2 separate regions of the Homo sapiens genome follow, and region 2 is linked to region 1. Evidence: read pairs that join two places in POLR2A ChIA-PET (ENCODE). Cell type or tissue: CD4-positive, alpha-beta T cell. All regions are shown on one strand.

Region 1 (2,500 bases):
ACTGTGAGCTGGATACCCATGGAGGGTGGGTGGTGCAGTTATAGGTTGGGCTTACTGCTAAGGAATACCACCTGTCTGGTTTCCAGGCCTTCTTAGACCTCTATGACCTTGAAAGCACCCCCACACCTCCATCCCTAGGAGGCTGGATAACTTGCACAACACCCAGGGCAGGTTTGAAAACGATTTATTTTTCTTAGTTTTTTGCTTGGCACTAATGTTTGCTAGGAAGGAGCTTGTGGATTATTGATGACAAAACTGCCTAAGGTTGGAAAGTATGTGGGCAAATATGGAAGTAGTGTTTCCTTCACAGGTTTGTTAAACTGGCATTTAGATTTGCAAACACTGATCTCTTGGAATTAAGTTAAAAGGCTAATTGTTAATTAGCCCTGAACTGGGGCAGGTAGATGGGCCTCTCACCAGTGCAGGTCCCTGTCAACTAATAACAGGGTTTGATAACCACCATCAAATCTGCTATCTGGCTTTTCTGCTTAGATAAACAAGGCAAGACGATCTCAAACCAGCATACCGATTCCGAGGTTGGCATGTTTGTAGAAGACTGTTCTCAGGCCGCAGTGTGGCAGCAGACCCTCCCCAGTTCAGCCCCATGCCAGATTCCAACGTTGGATCCCACTGTCGCTTCATCTCATCCTAAATTGGCAGAAAGACTGTTTAGAAAACTAAGTCTCTAAAACCAATTAAATGGTAAAGAAGACTGTTCTGAATTAGGGGGAATGGGATGAAGTACCACTAAACGCAAGTCACAAAGGGCAAAAACTCATGACATGGAGCCGTGGGTATCTGCTTGCATGTTTATTTGCCAAGCGGCTAGTATATTTTGCATGTCATACAATCTGAAACTTACTTTTTTGAAAAGCCATTTCAGATATAGTATAAGAAAAGCCTTTGAGAGAAACATGCTTTCTAAGCCTGGGAGTACAGAAATAAAAATAAACTTTGCAATAATTTGAAAGGGGCACACTGGTTAGTTGAAGAGTAAGGAAGCACCCAGTAATGCCTCTTTACCCAAGAGCTCTGTTTGCTTTGCTCGGTGATATCAATGTCACTGTGGTTTCTTCATTTTGAAAAGGAAGTTCATTTGTACTGAGGTGGTTTTAAGTGTGTGTGTGTGTGTGTGTGTGTGTGTGTGTATGATGCAAATGATAATAAACATTTCAGACCCAGAGGGCAGAATGTCACTGAACCTAAGCCCTCCTGAGCCAAATAACTCCTTTGTCCTTGCAGAATCAGGAGCCCTTCTCTTCAGGATATGCTGCCATTATGATAAAGCATTGTGATGTAAAGTTAACGAGAGGATCCTTATCCAAGTGAATCACAGCCAAGGGGTGGAATGGTTGGCCTCTGGTAGGGATGCCCCATTCAGCAGCACTGAGAGTTTGGAGTTGTTCTGTTCTCTTTCCTTCTTGCTGAGGGTAGTAAGAAATCCTCCCTAGGCCCCATTCCCCTGATATATCTTGCGGGTGATGGCCTCTTACTGGCAGTGTGATTATGTATGTCCCTTTAGAACAAAGGTATCGAAACAATAAAAGTTGTGAAATGGAAATGTTTACAATTCTACAAGGCTCCAGAGAGATTAGAGATAGGTAGGAAAAAGGCCATTGTTTTCCAATCAAAGGTGCTGAGAACCTGTTGATTGGACCTAAGGAATCCAGCTTTGCCACGACACAAAACCCAAGAGTTTTGTTTCTTTTTTTTTTTTTTTTTTTTTTTTGTTGAGACAGAGTCTCACTCTGTTTGCCCAAGCTGGAGTGTAGCGATGCGATTTCAGCTCACTGCAGCCTTGACCTCCTTGGGCTTAGGCAATCCTCCCACCTCTGCCTCCCCAGTAGCTGGGACTGCAAGTGTGCAGCACCACACCCAGCAATTTTTTTGTGTTTTTAGTAGAGTCAGAATGCTACCATGTTGGCCAGGCTGGTCTCGAACTCCTGGATTCAGGCAATCAGCCTGGCTTGGCCTCCCAAAGTGTTGAGATTACAAGCGTGAGCCACCATGCCCAGCCCCAAGAGTTTTCAAAAAAGGAAGAGTTCAAAGAGGCTCAGAAATGATCAAGTGGACATACAGAGACATAATTTTAGGAAAGGGATATTATTAATATTTGCCAGTGAGTCCTCGTTACTGCTGGTGAGACTAGGCCCAGGTACCGACTTAAGGCGATACTTTGAAAAAGTTGAGAGGTGGCTTAAAGACCTGGGTGATGAATGAAGAAGACCTCCATGACTTTACAAGTGCAAAGAGAGATGGGTCTGGGCACTGCTGGGCCTTTTAGAGGCTCAAGGACAGTGGCCTTGGGGAAGGCTGAAGGAGACACCTATTGAATTAGATGGTGCCAAGGCTGAGGGAGGACTTTCGGGAATCCCAGACTAGAGAAGTGTTTTAATGCCAAGAACATGGGAAACCCATTTCAGATACTGTATCAGATAAGCCAGCTTAGAAAAGCACCTTCTAAGGCTTGCCCTATATTTAGAAAGGGCTGCTACAGAGG
Region 2 (2,500 bases), 66 kb before region 1:
GAAACTACCTATAGGCATGCCTCGTTTTACTACCTTTTGCTTTATTGTGCTTCACAGATGCTGTGTTTTTTGCAAATGGACGGTTTGGGCAACTCTTTGTGGAGCAAGTCTATCGGTGCCATTTTCCCAACAACATGGATTCACTTCATGTCTCTGAGTCACATTTTGGTAATTTTCTCAATATTTTGAACTTTTCATTATTATTATATCTATTATGGTGATCTGTGATCATGTCTTTGATGTTACTATGGTAATCGTTTGGGGGTGCCAAGACCTGTGACCATGTAAAATGGCAAACTTAATTGCTGAATGTTGTGTGAGTTTTCTGACTCCTCCATAAATAGGCTGTCCCCCCACCCCCACCCCCCCACCATATCTGTTCCTCTCCTCAGGCCTCCCTATTCCCTAATTAGCAATTAGGCTAATTAATAATCCTACAATGGCCTCTGAGTATCTGAGTGAAAAGAAGAGTCACATATCTCTCATTTTAAATCAAAAGCTAGAAATGATTACGCTTAGTGAGGAAGACATGTCAAAAGCTGAGAAGGCTAAAAGTTAGGCCTCTCACACTAAACAGTTAGCCAAGTTGTGAATGCAAAGGAAAAATTCTTGAGGGAAATTAAAAGGGCTACTTAAGCAAACAAACAAATGATAAGAAAGTGAAACAGGCTTATTGCTGATATGGAGAAAGTTTTTGTGGTCTGGGTAGAAGATCAAACCAGCCATAACATTCCCTTAGGCCGAAGCCTAATAATCCAGTGCAAGGCCCTAACTCTCTTCAATTCTTTGAAAGCTAAGAGAAGTGAGGAAGCTGCAGAAGAAAAGTTAGAAGGTAGCAAAGGGTGATTGACGAGGTTTAAGGAAAGAAGCCATTTCCATAACATAATAGTGCAAAGTGAAGCAGCAAGTGCTGATGTAGAAGCTGCAGCAAGTGATCCAGAAGATCTAGCTAAGATGAAGGTGGCTACACTAAACAATAGACTTTCAATGGCAAAAACTGCAATTACTTTTGTACCAGCCTAATAGAAGAAATTGCCTTTCACTGGAAGAAGATGCCATCTAGGACTTTCGTAGCCAACGAGAAGTCAATGCCTGGTTTCAAAGCTTCAAAAGACAGGCTGACTGTATAGCTAGGAGTTAATGCATCTGGGTACTTTAAGTTGAAGCCAATGCTCATTGCCATTCTGAAAATTTTTGAGCCCTTAAGAATTATGCTAAAACTCCTCTGCCTGTGCTCTACAAATGGAACAACAAAGCCTGATGACAGCACATCTGTTTAAAGCATGGTTAGCTGAATATTTTAAGCCCACTGTTGAGATCTACTGCTCAGAAAGAAAGATTCCTTTCAAAATATTACTGCTCACTGACACTTTACCTAGTCACCCAAGAGCTTAATGGGTATGTACAAGGAGATTAATGTTGTTTTAATGCCTGCTAACACAACATCCATTCCATGGACCGTGGATCAAGGAGTAAATTTGACTTATTACTCAAGAAATACATTTTGTAAGGCTATAGCTGTCATAGACATTTCTCTGATATATCTGGGCAAAGTAAATTAAAAACATTCTGGAGAGGATTTACAGTTCTAGATGCACTTAAGAGCATTCATGATGCATGGAAAGTCAAAATATCAGCATTAATAGGAGTTTGGAAGAAGTTGATTCCAACCCTGATAGATGGCTGAGGGGGGTTCAAGACTTCAGTGGAGAAAATAACTACAGATGTGGTAGAAATAGCAAGAGAATTTGAATTAGAAAGGGACCCTGAAGATGTGATGAAATCGCTGCAATCTCATGATAAAACTTTAACAAATGAAGAGTTGTTTCTTATGGATGAACAAAGAAAGTTGGTTTCTTGATATATAATCTATTCCTGGTGAAAATGCTGTGAATGCATTGTCGAGATGACAACAAAGGATTTAGAATATTACATAAACTTAGTTAACAAAATAGCTCCAGGGTTTGACAGAATTGATTCCAATTTTCAAAGAAGTTCTACTATGGGCAAAATGCTATCAAACACCATTGCATGCTACAGATAAATCTTTCATGGAAGGAAGCGTCAGTCAATGTGGCAAACTTCATTGTTATCTGATTTTAAGAAATTGCCACATCCACCCCAATTTTCAGCAACCACCACTCTGATCAGTCGGCAGCCATCAACATTGAGGTAAGACCCTCCACCAGCAAAAACATTATGATTCACTGAAGGCTCAGATGATTGTTAGCACTTCTTAGCAATAAAGTATTTTAAATTAAAATGTGTACGTTTTTTAGACAAAATGCTATTGCATACTTACTAGACTAGAGTATAATGTAAACAACTTTTTTTTGAGACAGGGTCTCGTTCTCTCACTCAGGCTGGAGTGTGGTGGCGTGATCTTGGTTCACTGCAACCTCTGCTTCCTGGGCTCATGCGATTCTCCTGCCTCAGCCTCCTGAGTAGTTACAACTACAGGTACGTGCCACCAGGCCTGGCTAATTTTTGTATTGTTTTT

What was found. Peaks named below come from ENCODE experiments on the same cell type or tissue, not always from the same donor. Only the 100,000 strongest peaks of a DNase experiment are listed, where the experiment ranks them.
Region 2: POLR2A ChIA-PET joins it to region 1 with 5 read pairs; 4 of 35 experiments call an interaction of 5 or more read pairs at or near these places.

What each region holds. Positions count from the first base shown.
Region 1 is chr2:172,433,912-172,436,411 of GRCh38, forward strand. All of the region lies in intron 1 of ITGA6 (integrin subunit alpha 6), which reads left to right. Among named protein-coding and RNA genes, the nearest start is that of ITGA6, 7.6 kb to the left of the region's middle. RefSeq lists an enhancer at 871-1,371. In CD4-positive, alpha-beta T cell, no CTCF peak of the experiment used is centred here; a DNase peak (open chromatin) is centred at 1,120; H3K27ac peaks cover 1,378 bases.
Region 2 is chr2:172,367,714-172,370,213 of GRCh38, forward strand. LOC107985960 (a long non-coding RNA gene) reads left to right here. Exons shown (of 6, transcript XR_001739773.3): 5 at 58-168; 6 at 2,363-2,460. Among named protein-coding and RNA genes, the nearest start is that of ITGA6, 59 kb to the right of the region's middle. In CD4-positive, alpha-beta T cell, no CTCF peak of the experiment used is centred here; no DNase peak of the experiment used is centred here.